Regions from separate parts of the Homo sapiens genome. Here region 2 is linked to region 1. Evidence: chromatin loops called from intact Hi-C (ENCODE). Cell type or tissue: heart right ventricle. All regions are shown on one strand. Links, peaks and the distances in the headings refer to the core of each region. The heading gives the core; the rest is flanking DNA. Region 1 overlaps RXYLT1 (ribitol xylosyltransferase 1). Region 2 has its middle 45 kb from the start of AVPR1A.

Region 1 (15,187 bases), core at 6,447-14,446:
CCGGATGCAGTGGCTCATGCCTGTAATCCCAGTACTTTGGGAGGCTGAGGTAGCTGGATCACTTGAGGTCAGGAGTTCGAGACCAACCTGGCTATCATCGTGAAACCCCGTCTCTACTAAAGATACAAAAATTGGCTGCAAGTGGCAGCACACACCTGTAATCCCAGCTACTTGGGAGGCTGAGGCAAAAGAATCCTTGAACCTGGGAGTCAGAGGATGCAGTGAGGTAAGATCATGCCACTGCCCTCCAACCCCGGGCGACAGAATGAGTCAAAGAAAAAAAAAAATTGGAGCCAGTCCTCTCAAACCCTACTGCTGCTTTATCAACTACATTTTTGGAATATTCTGAATCCTTTATTGTCACTTCACCAATGTTCACAACATTGTATCTTCACCAGAAGTAGATTCCATCTCAGGAAACCACTTTCTCTGCTCATTCATAAAAAGCAACTCCTCATCTGTTGAAGTTTTATCATGAGATTGAAGCAATTCAGTCACACCTTCAGGTTCCACTTCTAATTCTACTTTTCTTTCCATTTCTACCACATCTTCAGTGACTTCCTCCACTTAAATCTCGAACCCCTCAAAGTCATCCATGAGGGTTTAAATCAGCTTCTTCCAAATTCCTTTTAATGTTGATGTTTTGACCTCGTCCCATGAATCATGAATGTTCATGGTATCTAGAATAATGAATCATCTCCAGAAGGTTTTCATTTACTTTGCCCAGATCCATCAGAGGAACCACTGTCTGTGGCAGCTATAGCCTTATGAAAAGTATTTCTTTTGTTGTTGTTGTTTGTTGTTTTTTTTTTGAGACAGAGTCTTGTTCTGTCATCCAGGCTGGAGGGCAGTAGCGTAATCTCAGCTTCCTGCAACTTGCGCCCCTGGGTTCAAGTGATTCTCGTGCTTCAACATCCCAAGTAGCTGGGACTATGGGCATACGCCACCACACCCAGCTAATTTTTGTATTTTTAGTGGAGATGGGGTTTCACCATGTTGGCCAGGTCTCCTGTCTCGGACTCCTGTCCCCAAGTGATCCACCCGCTTCAGCCTCCCAAAGTGCTAGGATTACGGGCGTGAGCCATCGTGTCTGGCCAAAAAGTATTTCTTAAATAAGACTTGAAAGTCAAAATTACTCCTTGATCCATGGGCTGCAGAATAGATATTTTGTTAGCAGGTATGAGGACATGAATCTCCTGTACATCTCCATCAGATCTCTTGGGTGACCAGGTGCATTGTCAATGAGCAGTAATATTTTGAAAGGAATCCTTTTTTCTGAGCAGTACTTCTCAATAGTAAGCTTAAAATATTCAGTAAACCATGCTGTGAACAGATGTTGCTGTCATCTAGGCTTTTTTCCATTTATAGGGCACAGGCAGAGTAGATTTAGGATAGTTTTAAAGGTCCTAGGATTTTCAGAATGATAAATGAGCATTGGCTTCAACTTAAAGTCACCCAGCTACATTTAGTCCCTGATAAGAGAATCAGCCTGTCCTTTGAAGCTTTGAAGCCAGGCATTGACTTCTCTCTAGCTATGAAAGTCCTAGATGTCATCTTCTGCTGATATAAAGCTGTTTCATCTGCATTGAAAATCTGTTGTCTAGTGTAGCCACCTTCATCAATGATCTTAGCTAAATCTTCTGGATAACTTGATGCAGCTTCTACATTAGTACTTGCTGCTTCACCTTGCATTTTTATGTTATGGAGATGGCTTCTTTCCTTAAACCTCATGAATCAACCTCTGGCAACGTCAGACTTTTCTCCTGCAGCTTCCTCACCTTTCTCAACCTTCATAGAATTGAAAAGAGTGGAGGCCTTGCTCTGGATTAGGCTTTGGCTTAAGGGAATGTTGTGGCTGGTTTGATCCTCTATCCAGACTATTAAACCTTTCTCCATATGAGCAATAAGACTATTTCACCTTCACATCATTCATGTTGTTCACTGGAGTAGCACTTTTCATTTCCTTCAAGAACTTTTCCTTTGCATTCCCACCTTGACTGTTTGGCATAAGAGGCCTAGCTTTTAGCTTGCCTCAGCTTTTGACATGCCTTCCTCACTAAGCTTAACTATTTCTAGCTTTTGGTTGCAAGCTTCTCCAACCCACCTTATTTTATTGTTGTTGTTCTGTTTTGTTTTGTCTTAGGCTTTTAGCAGCCTGAAGCCATGGCTTTTAGTTTCTGTCTTTAGTAATAAGCAGAAAAGAGGGATAAGGAAGGGGTTTTACTGGCCCAACCAGAAACAGAAACTAAGAATCCATGCCTATATTCTCTCCCTTGGACACTCCTGAAAGTGAGAGACTTGCGACTCTTCCTTTCACCTAGAGGGCATTCATTATAGGGTTATTAATTATAGGGAACACTTAGAGGGCATTATAGGGTTAATAATTGGCCTAATAGTGTTGTGTCTCAGGGAATAGGGAGGCCCAAGGAGATGGGGAGAAATGGGGGAATACTGGTTGGTGGAGCAGTTAGACCACACACATAGCATTTATCTATTAAGTTTGCCATCAGATCTTGTGAGACTTATTCACTATCATGAGAACAGTACAAGAAAGACCTGCCCCCATGATTCAATTACTTCCCACCGGGCACCTCCCACAACATGTGGGAATTGTGGGAGCTACAGTTCAAGATGAGATTTGGGTGGGGACACAGCCAAACCATATCACCATCTCATAGTGAGCACATGCTGTTGGAAAATGGTACCAATAGAATTGCTTGACTGGGGATCACCACAAACTTTCAATTTGTAAAAAACTCTTTATTTGCAAAGTACAATAAAGTGAAGCACAATAAAATGAGGTGTGCTGGTATTATGGCCAAAGAGTAATACCGTTTCCTCTTAGGATTTAAGAGAACTATATTCAAGAAAGGTCACCATTGTATGAGATTTTTTTTAAACAGCTTATTAAAGTGTTAGGTTCATGAAAAGTAGCGTACATAATTTATCCAAAATTAATAAACTTTTATGCAATTGTAAGTCTTCAGTTGAAACAACTACATGGGTACTAACTTAAGTGTTTCCACACATTCACCATCCTTGTTTGACCAAAAGTGAATCAGAAGTAACGGCTCACCTTGAAGATATTGGAAGAATTTGTAAGTACTGTTAAGATACTTGTTGAAAATAAGTGTAAATATACTTTGTTTAAATAAACAAACGAGCTTATATCATTTAATTGTAGCCTCGAGACAATTCTAAGACAGAAGTAGAAAGGATATCATCAGTGTTGCAGGGCTCATCAGGCTCAGGAATGCTGATTTTCATCAACACATAGGCCCAAAGAATGAATTCCAGCATACCAAATAAATGATATAGAATGGAAAGAGAGCTGTCAGTCAGGCCATGTGTTTGTATTGGTTTGACTGACACATTCTTTCCATACAGGCAGGCTACAATTGATAACCAATTATTTGAGGGTTGATTACATAATGGAACCATATTATGGGATTTAATTATATGTAGTGCTTTTAACTCTGTTTCAGAAAGAAAGACAGAAATATGACTCCTTTTTCACCACTGAATCGGTAACATCATCCATAGGCTGTGCTCAGAATATGAATGCATGAATACATACAGGGCAAACTGAACTTCTGGATGAGCCTGATGAAGCCCTGTCACCTCTGGGCAGTGTAGCATGTGACTCAGTTATTGAGAGTACAGACTCTGGAGCCAGACTATCTTTGTTCAAATTCTTTTATTTTTTTCAGACAGAGTCTTGCTCTGTCACCCAGGCTGGAGTGCAGTGGCGCAATCTCGGCTCACTGCAACCTCCACCTCCCGGGTTCAAACGATTCTCCTGCCTCAGCCTCCTGAGTAGCTGGGATTACAGGCGCCCATCACCATGCCCAACTAACTGACCTCATGATCCACCTGCCTTGGCCTCCAAAAGTGCTGGGATTACACGTGTGAGCCACCACACCTGGCCTAGTTCAAATTCTTGTTCTATTACTTTGCTGTCTGACCTTGGGCAAGTTTCTTAACCTCTCTGTTTCAGTTTCCTCACATTTAAGGCAAGTAGTAGTTCATATTTCACAGGATTATTCCAAAGATTAAATGTGTTAATAAATTACAGGGCTTAGAATAGTATCTAACACACAGTAATCACTATAGAAGTCTTGTTGCTCTTTTATTTTAGTGTTCCTTAACTAAGTACTGCAACATCTTCCTACAAGCAGTTCTCCTTTTTCTGTTTCCATTACTGTCTCTTACCCCTCCGTCATGTACCTGCCCACAAATGCCTTATTGATACATTCTTTATATTAATATGTTCAATTAAGTTTTAAGCTAGCCTGAGACCCATTCTGTCTCTTGAAGGAACTTTGCCTACCACTACTCATAGCCATCATATGTTGATTTATAGTTTAATCTCATAGGACAATTTTATTTTTAATTTCTTAAGAGGAACCTTGATTCTGCTCATCGTGACTTTTGCTCATCCCCCAAAGACTGCCTTCAGAATCCTATCATTTCTATGTATAGTCATTACCACAGGCTATATAAATGTCTACCCATTTGGTAAAACAAAAGGTAGATCATAAATTATTAATTGTTATCAAGATTCGATTATAACATCTTCAGTGAGCATCTGCTACTTATGAAAGAGTTGAACTTATTTCCAAAGATCATGATAGAATAAAACATGTCAGATGGCATTTTTAGAATTTCCAGACTACTTTTGTAAGAAGTTAGCTCACTATGAATGAAAGCATTTATAGATAACGTTAATGGTTACTGACATGACATTTATTTAGGTCAAATGCTGGAGCATAAATCAATGGAGATCCCAAATAAAATTTTCATTGGTAAACAAAGACAAAACAGTATTTCAAAATGCCACATTTATTCTTTTAATGTTAAAATATCCTTTAAAAAATAGTAGTGATAGTGATGGCCCATGCTTATAAAGAGCTTACTATGCGCCAAACAGTTCTATACACTTAATAACTTTTAGTTTGTTTAATCCTTACCACAACCCTATGAAGTATCATTGTTTACATTTTGCAAGTTAGGAAACTAAGACAAAAGAGATTAAATAACTTCCCCACAACTGCAAACTAGTAATTATAACAAATAACATCTAACATTTACATAGCTCTTACTATGTGTGAGACACTATTCTCAGTGCTCACAAGCATCCATGAGGCAGGTACTGTGCTTACCTCGTTTGAGCACTGAAAGGCTAAGTACCTGGCCTAAGGTTACATACTTCTAATTAGTGGGTAAAGCCAAAAGTCAAGCACTACACTCTTGACTAAGGGACTATTTTGAGTAAGAGGCAGTCAGGGGATTTTTATTTTTAATGTCTTAAGAAGTTGGTGATTCTGTATTGGTCCCTAAAGATCATTTTCAGTTTTTTGTAGTAAATGGAATCTTGAAATCTAAGAACTGATGAGCTAAGCAGTGTCCTAGAGTAGCAACTCTGAGTTCACACCTTATCCAGTGTAATATTAGAAACCTTGTTTTAAAAATGCACTATTTTGATATATTTTTGGTTTGACAGAAGACAGCTGCTGAAACTCTTTCTCTCTCATCACTCCTGTTCAGCCGATGTCTCACCCAAGCCCATGTAGTCAACATAAAGAAATGAGAAATTGCCAGCTCTTGGCTCTTATGCCTCTTCAAAGATTAATGAGCATTCAGGCTGCTTAGAAGGCATCCAGCTGTGGGTGAGATGGGCTTCCAGCCTGGCAGAGTAAACACTGAGGCCCGCAGTCTTGTCCCAGCTCTGCTGCTGGCGTGCTATGAGATTTCCCAGCCATCTGGGGTCTTATTGTCTTATTTTAAAATGGAAAGAATCCTGAGTCAACAGCAACATATGAAGTGGTTGCTGTGTTCCAGGGGCTTTTACAGATATTAGCTCAGTGAATTTTAATCCTCAGAACCACCCTGTGCAGCTGGTGGTATTACTCCCATTTTGCAATGAAAACCTTGATGTTCTGAGAGATTAAATGACTAGTAAAGATGGGATTGAACCATGGTCCTCCCTTTAACATGATAGATTAGTCCACATCATCTACAAGTCACCTCCAATATTAAGTATATTCAATTCTATAATTTCATGTTGAATTCTTTTTAAGAGATGGGGGTCTTGCTATGTTGCCCAGACTGGAGTGTGGTGACTGTTCACAGACAAGATCATAGCATACTACAGCCTCTAACTCCTGGGCTCAAGAGATCCTCCTGCCCCAGCCTTCTGAGTAGCTGGGAATATAGGTATGCAACACTGGCCCAGCATCATTCTGAATTCTTAAATGGGGTCATTTTTAGAAATTCTTATCTATGCTTTGGGTCTAGACTTTTTTTCCTAATCTGCTACAACCCAGTTATAACCTCATCTTGACTTTTAAATGTTTTTAGATTTTAATATCCTCTTTATAGTAATTTAATTACAATTTTGCCATAATCTCTGTTAACTATGATTTAACTTTTGCACATCTAATGTGCCCAATTCTTGATTATCTTTTAATGTTTTTAATTTTTTTAATCGTGTGATTTTTCAGGGTTATGTTTACTACTTAGTGAATTTTAGGCACAGGGTGCACAGTGCATGTATACACTTGAAGGGTTCTCTGATGCTTTTGCTTACACAAACTAAATTAATAGCCCCCCTTCTGCTATACTCATAATTATGAAAAAAAGAGTGAAGTGCTGCAATAAAAGCATACCTGATGCATGAAATTATAATAGAAGCAAATAAAAAAGAAAACTTTTTCTCCCCTAAATTAATATATAATATTTCTACAATAGAAATTCATCTCTTGGTGATACATTTAGGAGATTTTATATACTTAGGAAACTAAAATTGCCTTTAGCTACAGGTAAGCTGCCTAAATAGTAGTAGAAATGGAGAGAAGTGGGGTGAAAAACAAATATTTATGACCAAAAGGAATAAAAACTTAGCTGTCTTTGAAAAGATAAATTTGATTCACATAGGATAGTATTATATTATTTTCTCTTCAGAACACAATTTGTCATAGAATGGATCATAGTCTGAATGAACACTGAATAATTTTTTTAGGTTAATCGCCCTTACCTAAAAAGAACTTTGGGATACATAAAAATTAGAACATCAAGTAAACAACTTCTTACAATACTGAAGCCTACTTAATAAGAGAAATGCCGTTGCTTGAATCAGCCATCGGCTGATGACTCATCTCTTAAAGTAGGCCTCAACTACCGAGCAAAGAGATCCTTGCTTGGAGGGTTATGTATAATATAAGAGAAAGGAGGTTGCCATCTTGTAGCCTTTAAGTGATAACTTTTCGTGTTACTGGTACACTCCAGTAGGATTCTCTGGGGCCAGCTAAATCCACCTGGCATGAATTTCAAAATGCCCCATCATAAGGTAGTCTATTCACAGTTGGAGGTCTAGCCCTTACTCCCATTTCCTCTCTCTATTGATGTGTAGCTGTTGTAGGACACTCAGATCTCTATTATAGTCCACTGTGGTCTGTTCATTACCCAAGGAAATGGTTTCTCCACAGTTCTTGTTCTCAGTTTCTTACTAAGTTGTCAGTCACATTGCTTAAAACTTTGACCACCAAAATATCATTGCTCCCTAGCTTTGGAAAATGTATTTATAATTCTTCAAAAATTAAAATATTAAATAAATTGAGAGATCCATTAATTCATTTCTACCAAATAATTGTTGAGCACCTCCTAATGTTTAATTTCTCCTTTCCTCCTTCCTAGTCTACGGAAATGGGCATTAGTGTCTCCTTGCAAACTCAGACAAACTAATAGCTGAAGGGGGTAGTGGATTTATTTGTAAAGTTATTAATTTATGTACTGCTTGGAGCAACAAAAGTAATATCTTATTCCTAAAGGGCCTTTTGACCGGGCATGGTGGCTCACTCCCATAATCCCAGCACTTTGGGAGGCCAAGGCAGCAGGATCACTTGAGCCTAGGAGTTTGAGGTCAGCCTGGGCAACATAGTGAAACCCCATGATTTTTCATTTAAAAAAAAAATTAAAAATAAAACAGAGGGCCGTTCCATAGTTTTCATTGTAGCAGAATAAATAAATATCTAATTTGTCAGCAAAATATGTGAAAGCAAGATCTTATGATAACCTCACCTGGGAAGTAAGAAATATATGTATTTTGGTATGTTAATGTATGGGTGACAGAACAAGCTGCAGAGGAGACTAATAATTTATTTTTAAAATATCAAAATATAGGCTGGGCATGGTAGCTCCCGCCTGTAATCCCAGCACTTTGGGAGGCCAAAGCAGGCAGATCGTTTTGAGCTCAGGAGTTTGAGACCAGCCTAGGCAGCATGGCGAAACTGTATCTCTACAAAAAACACAAAAATTAGCACCTGTCGTCCCAGGTACTTGCGGGGCTGAGGTGGAAGGATAGCTTGAGCCTGGGAGGTCAAGGCTGCAAGTGAGCTGTGATCACGTGACTGCATTCCTGCCTGGGCGACAGTGAGACCCTGTGTCAAAAAAAAAGAAGAAGAAGAAGAAGAAGAAGAAGGGCCAGGCATAGTGGCTCACACCTGGAATCCCAGCAGTTTGGGAGGCTGAAGTAGGAGGATTGCTTCAGCCCAGGAATTCAAGACCAGCCTAGGAAATATGGTGAAACCCTGTCTCTACAAAAAACAGAAAAACTTTGTGCGTGGCAGCACAAACCTGTAGTCCCAGCTACTAGGGAGGATCACCTGAGCCTGCGAGGTCAAGGCTGCAGTGAGCCTAGATCACACCACTGCACTCCAGCCGGTGACAGAGCAAGACCCTGTCTCAAAAAAAAAAAAAAAAAAGTATTAAAATATAAAAGTTGGGCTATTTCTGTGTTTATAACACCTTTCCTTAATGAGAGGTGAATTTATAGGCTGTGTCTTCAAAATGTATAATAATTGAACCCAATATTAAATATAATACCAGACTCATTTCTCCTCTATTTGAGCATTTATCTCTATGAACTTTAATCTATAGCCATTTAAACTGCTAATATTTAAATATACCCAAATTATTTCCTGTAAAATTATGGGAAATTATTGTTTTTTAATATTTTAATTTTTTAACTTGTTCTTTTTGAAATAATTTTAGACTTAACAAAAATATTGCAAAAATGGTACCAAAAAAATCCATTACACCTTTCATCCAGATTCCTCAAATGCTAACATCTTACATAATTACCGTATAATTATTTTTTTCAGGAAAATAACATTGATACAAAACTGTTATCTAATTTACAGATACACACATTCCCACTACTGTCCATTTTCTGGCCCAGTTTCCAATCCAGAATCACACGGTGTGCTTGGTTTCATATCTCTTTGGCTTCAGCCAGTCTGTGACAGTTTCTCAGTCTTTGTTGACCTTGTGACTTATGAAGAGTACTGCCCATGTATTTTGTAGAACGTCCTTTAGTTTGGGTTTGTCTGATGTTTCCTTACAGTTCAGTTCAGGTTATGTATTTTGGTTCCGAATACCTCAGAAACAACATCGTGTCATCCTCAGTGTGTCATATTTGTTCCCGTTACTGATTATGTTAACTTTGATCACTTGGCTAAGGTGCAGTCTGCCTAGTTTGTTCACTGTAAAGTTACTGTTTTTTTCCATTGTGATATTTACTAGGAGATTCTCTGGGACCATGTAGATAACCTGTTTTTCAATATGATTACAAGGTCCCACAGTATCTCCCTTTCACCCACAAATGTTAGCATCCATATAAATACCCAAAGACAAATAAAGAGATAAATGCCATTCATTGAATCAGTCATCAGCTGATTATTCATCTCTTAAATTAGGCCTCATCTTCAGAGCAAGGAGTAAAATGTTTAGTAGTCTTAAACGTTTTGATTTTAAGAAACAAAAGTAAAAGGAGCACATCATTTGAATATGATGAATTATTTTGGAACAAAGAATTAAATTGTTTGTTATATGCAAATAAATACATAAAAAACAACCAAGAAAACCTCATAAAAATCCCCAGAATCACTGGATAAAAATTTAAAAATAAAGAAAGTGCAATCCCAATAAGACTTTAATGTTGACCATTCATTAGGAAAAAAGCCTACTGCAATAGTCCTGTCGATAAAAAAAAGAAGAAATTGAGAAAATAAAAAAGCCAACTATTAGAAGAATTTAGGGCCTAAAGAAAATTATATTTCTTTTTCTTTTTCTTTTTTTTTTTTTTTTTTGTGACAGAGTCTTGCTCTGTCATCCAGGCTGGAGAGCAGTGGCACGATCTTGGCTCACTGCAACCTCCACCTCCTAGGTTCAAGCAATTCTCCTGCCTCAGCCTCCCAAGTAGCTGGGATTACAGGCACCTGCCACCATGCCCAGCTAATTTTTGTATTTTTAGTAGAAATGGGGTTTCACCATGTTGGCCAGGCTGGTCTCGAACTCCTGACCTCAGGTGATCCACCTGCCTCAGCCTCCCAAAGTGCTGGGATTACAGGCGTGAGCCACCATGCCCAGCCTCATAAATTATTTTCATACCATATAGAAAGCATAATGATAAGAATATGCATACTCTACCATGTTTATTGTTATGGAAATACAGAAGAAAGGCAATTAACTCAATCTAAGTAGAGTTAGGGGTGTGGGGCCTATCAACAAATGTTTTCTAAAGGAGGTGATAGCTGAGCAGTCTTTAAAATGAGTAGAAGTTAGCAAGGCAGAAAAAAGATTATATTCCCAGCAGAAGTGACATCAGAGGTTCATAAGTGATAAACTTGGGTTTATGCATGGAATTGCAAACCAATCAATATTCCTAGAGCATGAAGAAAAGGTAAGGTAGCTGAGATGGGGAGGATTGAGCAAGGGCCAGATCATGGTGGGCCTTGTATGTACCACATTAAGGCTCTTGGACTTTATTCTAGGGTAGTGAAAAGCAATTGAGGATGATTAAGCAGGATAGTGGTATTGTCATGTGTTTATGTGTGTAGATTTCTTTAGCAGCCATGGGGGAAAGTGATTTGAAGGAGACAGCTGGGTGCAGGCAGACCAAGTAGGAGATTGGAAGTATCCCACAGAGATAAAACTAATGGATGAAATAGGGAAGTGGTAGTGGGTCAGAGCCAGGGACAAATTTGAGAAATATTTAGGAGCAAAATGGTCGGAATTTAGGGATTAATTAGATGGGAAGATGAGAGAGGGAAACAAATCTGAGAAGTCCCTAGTTTCTAGTTTGCATGAGTAGGTAGCTAATGTGACACAAAAATAGAAAATACAGAAATAGCAAATCTGTCCACTCTTCTCTAGCCCACCACCCAACATCTACCTATCTCCTCTTTCTCAGCAGACAACCCTGCCTCCTCTTTCATCAGGAAAATTGAGGACATCATAATTATCTCTCTTAACTAGCTGCTGTAACATGTACCTACTCTCTGTCTGGTCCCTCACCCATCCTTATCTCTTTCCAAGCTCTCAAACATTGAGTGATCTTTCCTGGCTCAAGGTTAAAGCCCACCACCTGTGCATCCCACCTGCTTCTAGGACCTTGTTCCATGCATTACTTCCTTGCTTTCCTTTATTCTCCACTTCATTCATTATTGCTTTATCACCTTCTCTTCAAAACTTTCAGAATCCTTGTCTATACTCACTGTAATCACTTCCTTACTTCTCAACCCATTGCAGTTTGACTAACAAACTTTCCAACACACATATGTACATACATACATACAACCCAGGTATCTGAATCAAATGAAATTTTTTGGGCCCTTAAAGTTTCTTCTTTTAGATCTGTGGTTCCTTGACGGAGGCACTGTGGGACATCACCAAATATTTTAAATATTTATGGGAAACACTGATACTTGATATCTTTCAGGCCCTATGCAAACTGCAAGTTCAAAGCAGTACAGTTTCAACATTAGATTACCCTGCATTTATTTGAACAATATCAGGACTTTGTGAAGCTGGGTTTTCCATGGTTGCCGTGATAAAATGCACGCACTGCACAAAAATGAGTGTGGAACAGGAAATGACACTGACAGTGTCCACTGATTCCAAGGTTTGAGAAGTTCTATAGTGCTCAACAGGTGCACACATGCTATTAAATATTTGTGATTAGTTAAGAATGAAATAGGAATATGAGTTTTTCTTTCAGTGTCTGTGTATTTTTTTAAGTCACTTTTAAGCTGTTAGGACATAGATACTTATTAGGTTGTTTAGACCTAATGACTTTAAAAATTGAACTGTTAAGCATTTCTTTTAGCTTGGGAGACACTGAAAAATTTACAGGAACACTAAAGGTGCTAAGAATCTCTGACCTACACCTTGGCTTCGCAGTATTGACCCCATGGCTTTCACCATTACCAAAACACAGGGAGTTGTGGACATCCAAGACCAAGACAGTATAAATGTGCCCTTGAATGAATCATACTTCATTTTGTTAATTTGTGTGGATCACTAAAATTAGAAAGATATTCCTTTCACATGAAAGTTACATTTGAGAATAGCTTCATATATTTTATTTTAATACATTGACTAAAACCTACTTTGTTTTTCTTTTCTTTTCTTTTTTTTTTTTTTTTTTTTTTGAGACAACGTTTCATTGTTACCCAGGCTGAAGTGCAGTGGCGTGATCTCAGCTCACTGCAGCCTTGACTTCCTGGGCTCAAGTGATCCTCCTGCCTCAGCCTGCTGAGTAGCTGCACCACCATGCCCAGCTAATTTTTGTATTTTTTGTAGAGATGGGTTTTCACCATATTGTGTAGGCTGGTCTCGAACTCCTGGACTCAAGCGATCCGCCTACCTCAGTCAACTAAAGTGCTGGGATTACAGGCATGAGCCACCACACCCAGCTGTATGGCACTCTGAAATTGTTTGGGCACATGATATATATGGACTTAATGTCAAATAACCAAATTTGAGTCTGATCTGTACCATTTCCTATCTAGTGTCAGCTAGCTTTATGCAAGTCATAGAACCTCTCTCAAGATTTCCTTTTTTTTCCTTCATAAAATTGGCCTAACATGGGGAAGGAGGACTGGAAGACTTTCTCATGCTCTTAAGAATTATACCTGCTTATATTTCTAAAAGAGAAATACAAAGTATTCGTATGCTACCAATAATAAATATTTTAAACATACCATAATTATCATCATCATTGCTAGTTTTTCTAGCCCCTCAGATTCTGCATATTGTCTTAAATTACTAGGTTATCACTGAATCATTAGTCATTGCCAGTGCTAGATACTGTCCAAGGCAAACATAGTCCTCAAAACATAGTCCTGGTCCCTGTATGTTATATAATTTTAGAATAATGTCATATAAATCATATGGTACATGCACACATAGTAAAATATATTTTTACGTTTTGTGCTTTAACTAATATCTGTTTAGTATTTGTTAACCATGGAGTTATGGAAAAACTTAAGCTCTGAAGTGAGACAGAACTTTGTTGAGAACTCGTCATTGCCATTACAAGCTGACAGCTAAAGTGCAATTTCACAAATGCCAATGAGAGAATAATGAACTCCTCAGAGTTGTTGGGGGGGTTAATGATGACCCATGCAAAGTGCTTATGTATCATGTATATAAAAGGCGTTGAACAAATGTTTTTATCCCCAGCAGTAAGAAGCAATGAAAGTAGGCTTTGGGTATATTTGTGCTGAAAATTAGATTCTATCAGGATATAAAGAAATGGTTTAAGCAAGTTGTAAAGAATCTAGGATAAGAGTGACTAATTTTAAGATGAATTAAATGGTACTTGTTCTATTTAATACATACTAGTGAAAATATTTCAATGGTACTGGTTGTTCTAGGCAGCACTTAATATGAAAAAAATGAGTTATGATACATGTCTATTCCTTTAATGAAAACTTTTTAAAAATACAGTTAAAAAGAGAGTAGGCTGAGCACAGTGGCTCATACCTGTAATCCCAGCACGTTGGAAGGCCAAGGCAGGTGAATCACTTGAGGTCAGGAGTTCAAGACCAGCCTGGCCAACATGGCAAAAACCCTGTCTCTACTAAAAATACAAAAATTAGTTGGGCATGGTGGCACGCACCTGCAGTCCCAGCTACTCAGGAGCTGAGGCACAAGAATTGCTTGAACCCAGGAGGCAGAGGCTGCTGTGAGCTGAGATCATGCCACAGCACTCCAGCCTGAGCAACAGACTGAGACTCTGTCTCAAAAAAAAAAAAAATGGTAATACAACACATTCCCATTTACTCACCATTCAAAACTAACAAATTTCAGCTCTCTGTCATATTTGCTTCAGATATTTAATTTTCCTGTTAAAAAAATTAAATACTTTCAATAAGGGTAAAGCTCCCTTTGTACTGTTTTCTAGTCCCTTTCATCTTCCTTCCTCCTCAGATACAATTGCTATCATAAATTTGATGTGGATCCTCCCATTCAAATTTTTATATTTATACTGATCCTAAATATATATGTGTAAATAATTTTTATGACTGTACTTTCAAGTTTATGTATATTTTGTGAGTGTCCTAATCCTTGCTTTTTTTAACATTATATTTTTGAGATATAACATTCATGGAATGTTTATAATGCCATTCTTCGTTTCTTAATTTGTCAGCACTTTCTCATCCATTGAGTCAGATGAAGAGTGTAATAGCAGCTCACACCATAAAAGGGTTGAGAACTACTGACTTTAAATGCCTTTCTGGTTTGAACTAAACCATTATTTTACAGAGTTCCATGCTATTCAATTATATTTCTTTGCTTAAGAGTTTAAATTCTAGCCAGCATTTATTTTCAGTGTGGTTAAAACAACAACAGAAAAAAAGGTCAGGCATGGTGGTTCATGCCTGTAATCCCAGTACTTTGGGAGACTGAGGTAGGTGGATTGCTTCAGCCAAGGAGTTCAAGACCAGCATGGGCAACATGGTGAAACCCCATCTCTACAAAAAAATACGAAAAATTACCTGTGTGTAGTGGTGCACACCCGTAGTCCCAGCTACTCGGGAGGCTGAGGTGGGAGGATCACCTGAGCCAGGGAAGTTGAGGCTGCAGTGAGCCAAGATTGCACCACTGCACTCCAGCCTGGGCCACAAGAGTTGAGACCCTGCCTCAAAAAAAAAACAAAAAAACACAAAACTATCACATTTTGTATTATCATATGCAAATTGATCTGCCTACAGCCAAAGCTTACCATTAATCTACAGCTATGCCCCATCATTCAAACTTGTTCAAAAGATTGTATTATAGAAATTTTACTTCTAGATAGAATGTGGATTAAATCTCATTGTAGATTTTGTATAAAATGATG
Region 2 (16,082 bases), core at 5,492-13,491, 690 kb before region 1:
TGTTAACTGGTACTTTTGGAAATTTCAGGCTAAAGGAATATCTTGAGCTTTCATTGTGTAATTGTGAGTGGGACCAGTACCAGAACCGTTTTCTGAGGAAAGCTGGACCCAGACCAGGGGACTCCCTCAGCCTATTTCTGTGCAAAGGTAAGGTAGATCTCCATAAAGAACATGAGCCCTGGCTTGGCATCTTGATTTTTGCAAGATAACATGCTTGTGCTATCTTCTCCTCAGCTGCTCAATGAATCTTTTTTTTTTTTTTTAGAAGAGGGTCTCACTGTGTTGCCCAGGCTGGAGCGCAGCCACGATTCACAAGGATGAGCATAGCACACTGCAGCCTCGAACTCCTGGGTTCAAGTGATCCTCCCACTTCAGCCTCCCAAGCAGCTGGTACTACAGGCATGCACCACCATGCCTCGCTTTGCTAAATCTTATTGAATTATTTTTGCCAGGAAGCATAAATCCAAATTCCTGGTGACCAACTCTCAAAGGAGTGCCTTGAGGACAGGAGCCACTGATTTCTCCTTGTGTTTCAAATTCTATCCCAGAAACAAGCCAAATCATGAGGACCAGCATAGTATGGGTCTTCATGACGCACACTTTCTGAATTGATCTCAGATGCTCTGGCTCTTGCATCTTGTTGGGCTAACTAAATAGCTGGGTGATGATCACTGTTGAATTTATACCCACTGGCAAGTCTCCTCCTTTGTGTCTTGTATAAAGCCTATTTTGCCTGCTGTTTGGTGGGTAACAGTTGCAGTGGCAGAAACCAGGGGAGTTTGCCTTATGTTCTCTGGTCTTGGTGGCCACCTGCTGGTTGGTTATTCCCTCTGATTGGTCATTTGCCATTAAGTGGGTTGGTGACAATGGATATTTGTGGAACAGTTGTCCACCATTTTCTGAATACCTACTCAAAGATCTGTTACTGAACGCCAGGGGTTTGGTCTAGGTCCCATTGTTTGCCCCACAAAAAGAAACAACGTGTGTTGCCAGGGAACAAGGCTTTATTATTTTATGGGTGATGTCAACCAGGGAGATGGGAGCCAAGTCTCAAATCCATCCCTCCCTCTCAACTAAGGTCAGGGGTTTACATAGCTGGGAAGGAAAACAGAAGGGGCAAGGAAGAGGAGTTGGTCAACAGGCAGCAGGTGGTTGAATGAAGGGTCCAGCGTCTTATTGTAACCACGTATAAGAAAATAGGAATTAGGGAGGGGTAAGAAGGGGAATTGATCAACAGGCAACAGATGCATCTCATTGTCTGGGTGCAGTGATCTAGAAAGCCTCAGCTCCCCGATGGCATCTGAGAGGCCTGGCGATCGGTTTCCTGAGAAAAGATGGAAGTGTAAAATTGGGCTGGCTTCGGATCTTTTCTTCTGATTGTTGCCTTGTTTCCTAAATATCTCCTCCCACGGTCCTCCTTGTGGTTCCCTTCCACAGTCCTCATTGCTCAGTACTGCCTCTTTTCTTTTTTCTTTTCTTTTCTTTGAGACACACTCTCGCTGTGTCACCCAGGCTGGAGTGCAGTGGGACGATCTCAGCTCACTGAAACCTCTGCCTCCCAGGTTCAAGTGATTCTCCTGCTTCAGCCTCATGAGCAGCTGGGACTACAGGCACACGCCACCATGCCCGGGTAATTTTTGTATTTTTAATAGAGATGAGGTTTCACCATGTTGGCCAGGCTGGCCTTGAACTCCTGACCTCGAGTGATCTGCCTGCCTCGGCCTCCCAAAGTGCTGGGATTACAGGCATGAGCTACCGCATCCAGCCCAGCATGGCCCATTTCTTCCACAGAACAACATCATTCATGAGGGATAAAAGCATTCTGGTCCCAGGCCCTTCTGCTTTCTCAGGCTTCTCTCTCCTGGCTCTCACCAGTCTCTGTATCCACTCCAACTTCTACTGACTTCTCAGGAGGGAAAGCTGAACACTAGTCTCAGTTTAGGCAAGGAGGAGGCAGTGGTGGAGCTTTAGCTCTATTTGAGGTATCTAAAGCCAAGCATGTTTCCCTATTAGGCTCAACTACCCATTATGTACAAATGGGACTTCAACACACATGTCAAGTACAGTGGAACCAAACCTAGTTTAATCTAGGCTTAATTCCAGTTGGAAGTGAGGATTTCTACTTTCACATGCTTCTTCCTGTCTCAAATCTCAGCTCTAGATCTCCTAAAACCAGTTGTTCAAATGGCTTGGGGCATTTTTTTCAAGATGATTTCCACGGGAAAAATTATACAATTTTGATAAGAGATTTAAAAAGAGAACCTGAATTAATGGAGAGACATATCATGTTTATGGAAAGGAAAAAAAATATAATAAAGACACCAATTGTTCCCAACTTGAATTATAGATTCAATGCAATTGAAATCAAAACCGTAAAACTTTCTATGCTTATTTCACCACTTATATGGAAGGGTAAAGGGTCAAAAGTAGCCAGAATGCTTCTGAAGTAGCAGGTATCAGAACTTACTATGAAGCTGTTGAAGGAAACTAAAATATTTCACTCCCAAATATATTTTCTTGATTTATTTTGAAATGGCTGCTGCAGGGCCAGCAGATTGAGTTGGGAGGGTATTGCATCTGTAGAGAATCCTCATTAATGTAGCCAGACCTTCCCTTTCTAGGCATTTCCCAGCCCTAGGTGAGGTTAACTGAGTCTGGCACCTTTAAAGGTCTGAAGAGAGACATTTACCATCTATTCTCTGAGGACTGCTATCTATGAGGCTTCAGCCACATAACAAGGCCACCTTTGCTAGCCAGGCCACCTCCTTTTAAACCTCTCATTAAACCTGATTTACCAACATAACCTGTTCTTGGCCATGTTCTGAGCCCTCACTCTCTCTATAACCTCAAGATGGTATATAAGCTTCTGTACCTTATTGTCAGGTTGGGTCTTCCTTCTGAAGACTCCTGTGTATTGTGCCTTTGCAAGTTGATTTTTCAGTGAAACTTCAGAGGGCCAAGATTCCCCCTTGGCTCCCACACTGTAGTGATTAAGATAGTGAGATAACAGCAGGGGGATAGATATGGGGTAGATATATACATCATATCAAAGTACTCCCCAAGTTCTTATTGATTAGATATTAAGTAATAAGTTCAAAATTATTATATAACTTTATAGTAGAGAAGTTTGGCATACATCAAATTAACCAGGTATTAAAAGTTCACTGCGCCAGTAATGGGACAAATCAACGTCATGTGCCTCCTCATGTGCTGCACCGAGAAGGACACAGTATCACTTCAGCAGTGTTCTGGGGCCAAAAATGTAAAACCTCAAGTTGCTTATGAGTAAACCCCAGCCAAACTCAAAACAATGGACATTCTACAAAGCAACTGGCCTGTACTTTTCACAGGCATTGAGGTCATGAAAGACAAGACAGAAGAGCTGCTCCAGAGTGAAGAAGACCGAGGAGAGCAAAGACCACCACGAGGCCATCAAGCAGACAATCCAGAGACAAAACTCCTTTTCTGAGGAATTCAAGAGTAATTAGACTTCTCTATTATCTAAAGCTGACATCTGGTAGCAGGCTTCTTTCACCCCAAATGTATAAGTAATTAGAACTTCTATACATCTCTGGAATGCATGCATGTTGAAACTGACTGTGTGACCCTTGATGACATCAAGGCACCCAAATGTCTACAAATGTAATCACTTATCATGACTATGTGGCTAATATGGTTTAAATTACCCTTAACTCCCACTTTAAGGTCCATAAATACCCCTAAGGAAAAAATCCACCATGGTGCACTCAGTCCTCTCTTGCTGAGATGCCCGGCTGTACTCTTCTGTAGCATTCCATCTATCAAAACTTTCCTTTTCAAAACCATGCTGTTGTGGATAAATTATTCTTACTCCCTGTGAGTCAGTCACTTTCCATTGCTGAGGCTCTGACACCTCGCCTGACAGAGATGTGGAACTCTTTGCAGTATTCAATCCTGGACTACACCCTGGACCATGAGGGAGACAATTGGCAAAATCTAAATGGAGCATGTGGATTTGATAGTATTATATCAATGTTATTTTCCTGATTTTGATGGTTGTATTTGCCTGTGTAGAAGACCATCTCTATTTTTAGGAAATATATACTAAAGTATTGATGAATAATATTGCCTCATATTTGAAACTTACTCTGAAATGGTTCAGAGAAAAAAAATCACGCATACATAGGAAGAGAAAAGGGTGAGAGAGAGAAAGGGGGGTAAGAGAAAGAATAAAAATTATAAGGTAAATGTGATAAGATGTTAACGGCTATGGAATTTGGGTAAAGGATAGAGACAGAAATGCTTTGTATTTTTCTCTCAACTTTTCTGAAAGTTTGTTATTTTAAAATAAAAGGTTAAAAGAATATATCGAGAACTCTTACAAATAATAAGAAAAACATGAATGATACAACATAAAAATGGAGGTGAAACATGAACAAACATTCTGCACAAGAGGATATACGTGTGGCAAATAAAGCCACAATGACATTTTTGACATCATTGGCAATCCCAGTTAAGACCATAGTGAGGTACCATGTACCGTTTTGCATTTAACTGCCAAATGTTTTAAAATCTGAAAATACCAAGTGTTTGAAAGGCTTTGGTTTCAAATGATTTGTTATACATTTCTGAAAGGAGTGTAATTTGTTGCTGTCATTCTAAATGACATTTTGTCACTCTCTCAGAGTTGAACATTTGCATACTGGGTGTGACCTAGCAATTCCACCCCTAAGTACATACCTAGGAAAATCTCTCATATACACCTATACCTGGAGATATGCACAGCATACTCACAGCAGTGACACTTATAATAGGGAAAACCTAAATGCCCATTGGTGGAAGAGTGGCAAAAGAACTGTGGTACATTCACACCACAGAACATTGTAGAGCAGCTAAAACAAAGGAACTCTAAGATGGAAGAATTTTAACAATATAATAGAAAATGAAAAAGGAAGCCATTCCCCAATTACATACAGTATGACACCAGTTTTGAAAAGTGAAAACTAAAATACAAAAAAATTATGCATATATAGAGATTCATAAAACTGTACACAAAGAATGAAAGCTGAGAGTGGTCACATGGAATGTGTGGTTTTATTGCCACAGAGAACATTATGCCCTAAAGGTGAATTGATATTTCTAACTTTAGAAACTGAACATTTTTGATAATGTAATTAACAAGCTTTTTCCCCAGCTTTTATTCATCAAGTTTCTAATGTCTTAGAGTTCATTCTTATCCAGGATACCTCTTACACAGATTTGGCCTGTAGTTTTTTATAGTGAGCAAAATATGAAATTTTATACTTATACACTAAAATATATACTCCATGAAGACAGATATTTTGTGTTTCATGTTTACTATTGTATCTCCAAAATCTAGCACAGTACCTGGTATATAGAAGACAATCAATACATCATATCTACTAATCGATAATAATAATGAATGCAAATCTGTATTTGTCAATGTTAAAGGGCAACATTGCAGTAACATAACATTTCCAGTGGGTGGAGCCCACGTTGCATTTTGTAAAGTGAAAATTTTTGATGCATGCTTTCTTGTCCTTGGGAGAATTTTAGTTGGTTCTGTGGTACCTCTGTAATAAGTTTGGATTTTCTTTGAAGTGCACTAATTGTCACAGAACTGCAACCTTTTTCGTGTGGCATATTCGTGTTTAATGAACAACTTTCTAATATTTAAACCATTTGGTTCTTGAGTTAATATCAAGTAAACTGTTTTTCCTCTCCACACAATTCAATTAGGTTGCTAAGTTTATTGTACTTATTTCTAGGTAAAAAACTAAACATGTTAAAGAATGAGAAAAATCTGTTTAAAATAGAATGAGTCGTAAAAAGATGGTAAACAATGTAACATGAATGCCAACTATGATGATAATGTCTAAGGAAAAAAGAATCAAAGCAATTTTCCGTATTATTTCTATACCCAAAGGCCTGACATTGCTGTAAGCTCAGGGCATTTGTCTTACCTTATTTAATTTAGCTTCCTTTCTTGAGTCACTTGCAGAAAATCATCAGTTACATAGGGGATCATCCCCACATGGCTCTGTGCATCTGCTACCCTGGCCCATCTCTCATTCCTCCCTATTTTGGAAAATTTCCACCATGCTATCCGGAATTCAAAATCCACCATCTGCAAAATTCCCAGATCCTTTATTTCTTCTCTGAACACTGTTTGCTTTTTTGCTCAATGGAAACCTGGCTCTAGTGTGAGGAGCGTGCTGTCTTGCATGTAGCTTTTCTTCCCATACCCCTCTGACTACCAGGCCTTGGGGGCCAGTAGATGCCGGCCAGCCCCTCATCGCTGTCTCCAACAATTCTCCTCTCCACCTCTCTAACCCCCAGCTTTGAAGTCTTTGTCATCCAACGATTGCACAACCCCCCTTCCTACTGCAGTCATCTACTTCTAGTCTCTCCTCTTCATTTCTATAATGTTTTTAGATCCTGGCTCACTGTCAATTTCCCCCTAAAACTCCTGTGACAAGTTTTGGTTATTTCAGTATCCAGACAGATGATCATTTTGAAACATGGGCTCCAGGTTTCTTAACCTCCTCTCCTTTAGGGATCTTCCCCCCACCTTACCTCAGTCACTCATTCCCATGGTCACAACCCTTGCCTTTGTGTTTACCAACAACTACATCCCTACCTTAATCTCGGTTTCTAGCATATACATCCTTACCATTGCATTCTATCAAAATACTCTCAGATGCCCTGTCTTCACTTTCCCAACTCCACTGGACCTTCAGTCCATTGCTTTGGTCACCTTTTCTCCTTCTCTTGCTCTTCCTCATCACCTCACTTTACAGCCTTATATGGAAGGGATTCCATGCTTTCACATTGTTATAACTTTCTTGCATATTTATGTATGGCCTTGCTTTGTCCTTTATTACAGTGCCTGGGAAACCCCAACCCAGTTACATCTAACTCTCTGCCTATTCCATGCCTGCCTCCTTGCACCTGGATATGACTGGATAAAAACCTACAGCCATGACTACCAGGCCCATGTTAAATTTATGTTATCACTAACTCAAGTGGAATCTTTGGGCTACCTGGTAGTTCTGCTTCATCATACTGTCCGTTCATTCTCCCATTCTCTAGAAAAGTGTTTTTCAAATTGTGCATTTAAAAACTTAAATAGATTAAAGCTGAATAGAATTTAATAGGGTACACAGCATAAAATAAGGATAAACACTATTTCATGAAATGCTTGTTTCTTTTATATTTGTATGTACATTTATATACACACATCTGTGCCAGTTTGGGATATAAAACATGCTGTGAATTTAAAAAAAAGTTCTAGGCAATTTTTTCACATTTTCTTCCTTCTCCTTGAACTTCCATCCCTTTTTCATCTCTTCATTCTCATCTGATGATTCTGCTTCCTATTTTACTAAGAAAACAGGACTCAGAAGAGAGCTTCTGCACCTATCAGCCTATGCATGCCCATATTCTTCCCTCCTTGCTGTTACTCTCTGCATCTCTAAGCCCAGCCCTTCCACATGTCTCCTAGATCCACCCCATCATTTCTCAACTTCTAACTGAATCATCTAGTTACTAGTAATTATGAACCTCATGCAAGTTCTTTCTAATGCATCATTGATTTCACCCTCTCTTACTGTACCATTCTTCTTAATATCAGGCATTCTGCAGTAGCTCCCATGTTAAATACCAAATCCAAACAAAGCCTTTGGTGATTCCCCTCTAGCTACTGTGCCATTTCTATTTCTCTTTACAGGAATAGTCCTCTAAAGAGTTGTCTACACTTTCTGTTTCTGAGGATTCTCCTCTCATTTTCCTTTGCCCTTACTTCAATGGGCTTTTATCCCCACTATTCTACCAAAACATTTTAATCAAAGTTATCAGTGACATCCATTGTTCTTTAATTTCCTAAATTCAATGGGCTTTCCTCAAAGAGATCACTCTCTCCTCCTTGCAATACTTCCCCCACTTGACTTTCAGGCCACCAGGCTCTGCTTACCTTTTTTTTTTTTTTTTTTTGTTTGTTTGTTTGTTTCCTACTTTCCTACTTTCCTACTTCATAGGTCACTTCTTGTAAATGTTGGAGTGCTCATGTCAGACTTGGAGTGTCCAAGGTCTCACTCTTGAAGCTCTTGTCTTATTTATACTTATCCCTTGGTGCTTTCATTTAGTCTTATTGTGTTAAGTTCCATTTACATGACAATGATTCCCAAATTTATATAGCCCAGGCCTTTCTCCTGAAACCTTTTTGGCATCACGGACCAGTTTCTATGGAAGGCAGTTTTTCCACAGACTGGGGGTGGAGGGATGGTTTCAGGATTAAACTGTTCCACCTCAGATCATCAGGCATTAGATTCTCATAAGGAGCATGCAACCTAGATGCCCCGCATGCACAGTTCAAAACAGGGTTCACACTCCTATGAGAATCTAATGCTGCCACGGATCTGACAGTTGGTGGAGCTCAGGCAGTGATGCTCGCTCACCTAACCACCTCTCACCTCCTACCGTGCGGCCTGGTTCCTAACAGGACATAGACCAGTACTGGGTGTTGGGGACCCCTGTTGTAAGGGATAAAAAGAGTCAAGGTTTATGTTCTTAGGGGGCTTAAATATCTTTTAAGCAGTAGTATGACAGTAAAATAGACCAGAAGGCCAGACAAAATATATTTTACCTTCCTGAAAATGTTCATTTTTAAGAAGCATTGAAACAGTAAATAAAACCCTAATGCATAATAATTAGCAGATTCGTAAATACTCACATTCGCCAGATCAAAAAATTAATTTATCAATGTGAGAGAGCCCTGGCAAGGAAATCCATTTTTCCCTCCTACCCGACCTTTCCAGAAGTGTCTTTTTGCTTGCTGAAGGTCGGTCTGTCACCCTAGTCCCTTGATCACTTTCTGCAGTTTCCTCCGTGGTGTTGCTTCATCATTTATTCACTCATGTATCCATTTAGCAGACATTTATTGGATACCTACGTGTCGGGTAAGTCATTAAGACTGAGGAGAAGACAAGAAAAAGATACATTCCAAGGCAGCAAGGAGGTCATGGGTGAGATTTCCTTTATCTTGCATCTTTTTGTTGTGAGTGGCTTCTCTGCAGGTTCCAACCTGCTCACAGATCCTCCGTCTTGATTTTTCCTCTGGCCGTGGAACTACCAGTTCTCCTCCTTGCCCACCTCCAGCATTGTCCTACTTTTCTTCCCTTCTCATTCAGGCCCCTTTGAGGGTCCTCTTACTCTCACTGTGTCCCCCTTCTCACCTGCTTTCACTTATCAACTCTCGATTTGGCTTCAGTCCTATCATTCCACTAAATCCTCTGCCAATGTCAGCATCAAAAGCATTCATCTTGCCAAACCCGTTGCTTATTTTCCTGCCTTTATCTTTTTGGACTGTTCTGCTGCATTTTCTTTCTTCTTCACACTCTGTGCCTTTGGCATTTATGAACCTCTCCTCTCAGTCCCCTTCCCGGCTGTTGTTGGGTAACTTCTTCCTGCTTCTTTGGTCGTCTTCCTGAGCTGTTACTCCCTTGCGTCTCCTCTGTCGTTCTGAGCTTCTTCCTCAGTACATGCTCTCCTTAACAAATACCATTTGCTCTTATAGTCTTAGATTCCCATCCTGATTAATGGAGCCTGCTATTAATCAGGTTGTACGTAAAACTTCCTGCTGTGTATATCTGCTTCTATATCAACCTGTCTACTGGTTATATTGACTTGACGTATCCCAGGTATCTAAACTCCAAGTGTTGAAACTAGAACTCATTGTCTTCCCCATCCTATTAGAAACCTGCTCCTTCTCTATGATTTCATTACCTTCCTCTTTCTCCTTCTTCCGCACATTTCGTCAATCACCAAGCCACAATGATCCTCTGTATATTTATTTCTTGAATTGAGCCCTCCACCTTCATTGCTAGTACCATTGCTGTGGTTCAGGCCACTGTCATCCCTTGCTTACATCACTTAGAGCTTTTCAGTCTATGCTATACTATGTCACGCCTCCACGCCTTTAGCTGTATTCTTTGCCTGAAGTGCCCTTTCTTAAACTGGTAGGTTTCTTCATCCTTCAAGACTTTCTAGGAAGTCTTTCCTGAACTGTACAAGCTTTTCTTTTACTACATCGATTTAAAAAATAAAAAAAATATATTTATGTATCTTAAAAAACTCCCAGAAGATAGTAAATTCTGTGAGAATAGGGACCATGCTTTATTGGTTTTTGTTCTCCTGGTCCTTAACTCAGTGCCTGGCTATAGTAGGCTTTGAACCTAAATGCAATTAAGATTTTCCCATTTGGTTGCAATCTACAAGCTTTAGTACAGCACAAGATGCTTAGCCTTTTTCACTTATAAACAAACTGAGAGCTTCCTGCACATGGGCACTGTTCAAGAATGAGCCTACTGTATGCTGGGAACTGTGAGTGAATTACTATGGCCATAGTGTGGTGTGGGAGGAAAAAACTGGAGAAGTAATCCAGGCCAGATCATGAAGGGCTGTGAACACAACAGCATCGTCAGAAGGAATATTTGGTAGCAGAGTGAAAAAGGATGATGGGGGCAAGATTGGAAGCACAGAAGTCTTTTTGTAAAAATAAATTTGTTATGGAGATCACATTTCATTCTGATGTGTCCATTTGGGTTGTACTAACTTTTCAATAGTTTTTAATTGTTGCTTTAAAGTATTTACTGAATTGTATTGATTCATGTATTCATTCCGCAATCCTTAGTGACCATTACTGCCACGTATTATATATACAATATTTTGGGGGTCTCAGAATAATACATACTGTCCTTGGCCTCAAGAACTCATTGCCTAGTAGTAGCACTGGACACAGCAATAGAAAAATGTGATTCAGTATCAGTTCTACGGGAAGGGTGAGCACAGATTATGGAACATTAAATGGGAATGGCCTCTTAGATGGGAGCCTGGTGAGCCAGAGGAGGCCATCCAGAGCAGTGGTTCTGCGCTAAAATTTTGAAAGATAAGCAAGAATGAACCTCTTGAATAAGCTGGAGATCTGCCAGACTACTCCGGGCATGGGGAGCAGCTTGTGCAAAGACCCAGATGAGACAACTGAGTTTCTAGTGGCTGCAATTTATTGTGCTCGTGGAAGTAGGACCAGGGATGAGGTAAAGAGGTAAACAGGCATCTTATGTTAAAGCTTAATTTTTTTTTTTTTGAGACAGGGTCTTACTCTGTTGCTTAGGTTGGAGTGCAGTGGTGCAAACATGCACAGCTCACTCCAGCTTTGACCTCATGAATTCAAGTGATTTTTCTGCCTCAGCCTCCCTAGTAGCTGGGACTACAGGTATACACCACCACACTCGGCTAATTTTTGTATTTTTTGTAGAGATGGGGTTTTGCCATGTTGCCCAGGCTGGTCTCAAACTCCTGGGCTCAATTGATCCACCCACCTTGACCCCACAAAGTGCTGGAATTACAGGCATGAGTCACCGTGCCTAGGCAAAGCTTAAATTTTATCTTGCAGAGGATGTCATAGAAGAAAAATTCTGACCCACTTTCATTAATGGATTAGACAGAACAAGGTAATAGCTGTGCTACATAATTAAGAGACTGAAATGTAAACAATAAAACAAGACAATGACAAAATCACCACAGCTTTTTGGTAGAAATATTCTTAGAGAAGAAAAGTTAGTTGATATTTTTCTGGTCACCAATCCATATTTCTTAGTTTGGATCTGTTTCTGGCTCATACTCAAAAATGGAATCCAACAAATCCTGCCATTCCCTAGAGGACCAATAGTTCCTGTAATAACTATTCTCATGACATTTCCTGGATATGATACACTCTCTAGTCCCATATTTACAGATTTATAAGCCAATGTCTTTCTTCAGTGATTTTCTTGCATCCTCATGACATCATGCAATATGCCTCACAGCAAGGTAACAACTAGCCTGGTGGAAAAAGCAAAGGAGTCTCTAACGGGAACATTTCCTAACTGACACAGTATCTCCATCCATTACAACAGATTTGGTCAAAGCTTATTTTTTGTTCCAGAACAACTTGAGTTTCTCAGAATCCTGTATAATGTACCTCTAAACAAAATAATTACTCACCTAGCGAAAGTGGCCAGGATGTCTCTACTGGTTACATTCTTCCATGGGGCTGAGAGACGTAGCCCTATCAGAGAAGGAAGAGGAAAGAATATATTTTAGAATTTAACATCCTCAGTGTGATTTTATTTTCTGTACTAAGATTGTTATGAATTAGATCACGCTCTTTTCAGATGGAAAGAACATCTCTTCCTGAGTCATTGGTGGGTGTTTCCTGTAATTGACCTTTGGGACCGTGGAAGAAGCCAAACACCTTCCTTTGCCATAGGATAGAACATTGTATGTTTAGATTCTCTGAGTGGATTTTGTATATATTTCTGTCTGGATGACTTTTTAAAAACATACATTAATCTATCTTTATTGAGTACTATTACCTTGCAGTCACAAGCAGCCCAAAATGTAGAATATATGCTATTTAAAAGAACTTTTTAAAAAATTATACTTTAAGTTTTGGGATACATGTGCAGAACGTGCAGCTTTGTTACATAGGTACACACGTGCCATGGTGTTTTGCTGCACCCATCAACTCGTCATCTACATTAGGTATTTCTCCTAAGGCTATCCCTCCCCTAGACCCTCACCCCGTGACAGGCCCCTGTGTGATGCACCCTTCCCTGTGTCCATGTGTTCTCATTGTTCAGCTCCTAGTCATGAGTGAGAACATGCAGTGTTTGGTTTTCTGTTCCTGTGTTAGTTTGCTGAGAATGATGATTTCCAGCTTCATCCATGTCCCTGCAAAGGACATGAACTCATCCTTTTTTATGGTTGCATAGTATTGCATGGTGTATACGTGCCACATTTTCTTTATCCAGTCTATCATTGATGGGCATTTGGGTTGGTTCCAAGTCTTTGCTATTGTGAACAGTGCTGCAATAAACATATGTGTGCATGTGTCTTTATAGTAAAATGATTCATAATCCTTTGGGTATATACCCCATAATGGGATTGCTGGGTCAAATGGTGTTTCTGGTTCTAGATCCTTGAGGAATCGCCACACTGTCTTCCGCAATGGTGTAACTAATTTACACTCGCACCAACAGTGTAAAAGCAGGAAGATAATTCTTTTTTATTCAATTTTTAAAAATATTATTATGCCTACACATAAGCTGTCACATTTTCCTTAGTATGTTCATTATACTTTGGCCCATGGAAACCAATCAGTAAATGAATAATAGATAATTGAAAGCATTTTTAAAAGTCATCTTTATCTCTCAGAACAGCTTTAGATTTACAGAAAAAAATTGTGATGATAGTATAGAGTCCCCACATTTTCCCCTCATTCAGTTTTCTCTATTATTAACATCTTAGTATGGTACATTTGTTACAATTAATCAATGCTGTCACATTATTATTAATTAAAGTCCATAGTTTATTCAGATTTCCTTAGTTTTTACCGAACAACCATGTTAGTTATTTATTTTTACATTGACATGTAACAGATGTACATAGTTCTCAGGGCATATGTGACAATTTACGATGTTCATAAAATGTGTAAACATTAAATCAATGTACTTTAAATAAATATCATCTTAAATATTTTTCTTTTCTTTAGAACCATTTGAATTATTCTAACTACTTTGAAACAATACCTAGATTATTGTAAGCCATAGGCACCTTACGGATCTGATACTAGGTCTTATTTCTTCTATCAAACCATATATTTGTACCGATTCATCAACTTTTCTTCATACCACTCTTTCCACTACCCTTCTCAGGGTAATGTCCATTTTCTATTCTAGGATCCCTTCCTAGATACCTCATTACATTTAGTTTTCATGTCTCCTTAGGCTCCTGGTGGTGACAGTTTCTCAGTCCTGTCTTATTTTGGATGACTTTAATGTTTTGAGGTGTCTCAGTCAAGCATTTTGTAGGATGCTCCTCTATTGGAATTTGTCTGATGTTTCTCTCATGGTTAGAATGGGGTTAAGGGTTTTGAAAAAAAAACCACAGAGGTAAAGTACATTCTCATCATATCATATTCGAGGGTACATACTATCAAGATGCTTTATCACTGTTGCTGTTCTCCTTAATCCCCTGGCTCAGGTAGTGTTTGCTAGCTTTCTCCACTGTAAAGTTACGTTTTCTCCCCTCTCCACTAGCACTCTTTGGAAGTGAGTCACTCCGCACAGCCCACGCTGAAGAGGTGGGGATTTACGCTCCTTATCCTTAGGGAAGATTTGTTTCTTCTCCCCCATCTAGTTATTTATTAAGTAGTTTATTTATTTTTGTATTGACTTATGGAAATTTAATTTCTAGTTGGGCTTAATTTGTTGCTAAAGTTGTTTCAACATTGGCCATAGTGAACTCTCTCAGTTGGCTCCTGTGTCCATTTGATTCCTAAACTTGTATGTTCCTGTCTATGCAGGGTTGTTTTTTTTCTTTCTGTTGAGTACTTCCTAAGTTTCTAGCCCCATAAGAGGCTCCAAGCTCATTTTATGTAATTCCCACCTGAGTTCTAGAATGAGACATTTCTTCAAGGCACCCTGATTTCTTTACCTGGAGAACAGTACTAGAAAACAAGACCTTCATGTTCATTGTGCTTGTTGTTACCTTGGTATTATTGCTTTTAGACCTTCTCAACTGAAAGAGCAAGGAGATACATGTTTGTATACTAACCCATGTACATACAGGTATCCATACACATTTCCATATGTAAACATTTATATTAAGTTAAACATGAGCTCATACAGATGTGTCTAACTGTTCAATTACCTCATAGATCACTGTAGCCTTCTGGCCATGCTTATCTGTAAATTCCCACTCCAACAGTGAGAAATCGTCACCTACCCTCCATCACCTAATTGTTCGGTTTTAGTATGCACGTATAGGGGTGTCTGAATTGTTAGCCCATACCTTATGGGAAATACTTTTATCAACTATTGTACAGTGCACATGTGCAGTTCTAAAAAGAATGGCTTCCATCTCATTCAGCACCCTTTCTGGCTACCTTCTTCATGGAGGATGTTTCATACATTTCTGATATAGTCAGATTCTCTTGTTACAGTCTGTATTCCTTCCTGAATCTTCCAACTTGCTAAATGATTATTTTTAATTTGCATGCATTAAAGTTCAGTCTTTCTTCTGTAAAGTTCTATAGGGTTTGACAAATGAATAATGTCATATACTCACCATGAAAAACCCCATGCTTTACCTATTTAAATGTTCTATTGAACATTCCATCCCCAAACTGCAGAATATACACTTTTCTTATCTGCATATGGAAAATTCTCCAAAATCAACCATATGCTTGTTCATGGCAAGTCTCAATAAATTCAAAAAAATCAAAATCATATCAAGTATTTGCTTGCACCACAGTGGAATAAAATTAGGAACTCTCAAAACCACACATGCACATGGGAAGTAAACAAATTGCTCTTGAATGACTTTTGGGTAAACAACAAAGTTAACGCAGAAATGAAAAAGTCTTTTTTAAATGAATGAAAATAGAGACACAATATACAAAAACCTCAGGAATACAGCAAAAGTGATGCTAAGAAGAAAGTTTATAGAGTTAAATGCCTACATCAGAAAACTAGAAAGATCTCAAATTAACAATCTGACATGGCACCTCAAGGAACTAGAAAAACAAGAGCAAACTAAACCCAAAGCTAGTAGAGGAAAAGAAATATCAAATATCAGAGCAGAACTAAATGAAATTGAGGCAAAAAATATTGTACAAAGAACGAACAAAATGAAAAGTTTATTTCTTGAAATGACAAAATTGATAGAAGTCTACCTAGAATACTCAAGAAAAAAGAAACAAAAGATTCAAATTATTACAATAAAAATAATAAAGATGACATTACAATTGATGCCACAGAAATGCAAAGATCATCAGAGATGACTATAACCATCTCCATGCACACAAACTAGAAAACTAGAGGAAAGGGATAAATTACTGAAAACACAACTGTGAAAGATTGAACCAAGAAGAAATTCCGAACAGACCAATAATAAGAAATGAAATCAAATCAGTAATAAAAAATCTACGAAGAAAAAAACAGCCCAAGACCAGACAGATTCACAGCCAAATTTTATCAGAT

Evidence for each region. A loop is a pair of places that touch in the nucleus more often than their neighbours do. Peaks named below come from ENCODE experiments on the same cell type or tissue, not always from the same donor. Only the 100,000 strongest peaks of a DNase experiment are listed, where the experiment ranks them.
Region 2: it touches region 1 in a loop (6-fold over the local background); 64 of 110 quality-filtered maps call a loop at or near these places.

The regions. Positions count from the first base shown.
Region 1 is chr12:63,786,834-63,802,020 of GRCh38, forward strand. The region is part of intron 3 of RXYLT1 (ribitol xylosyltransferase 1); the gene reads left to right. Among named protein-coding and RNA genes, the nearest start is that of RXYLT1, 15 kb to the left of the region's middle. In heart right ventricle, for the core only: no CTCF peak of the experiment used is centred there; no DNase peak of the experiment used is centred there.
Region 2 is chr12:63,098,249-63,114,330 of GRCh38, forward strand. No RefSeq gene overlaps it. Among named protein-coding and RNA genes, the nearest start is that of AVPR1A, 45 kb to the right of the region's middle. In heart right ventricle, for the core only: a CTCF peak has its summit at 5,672; no DNase peak of the experiment used is centred there.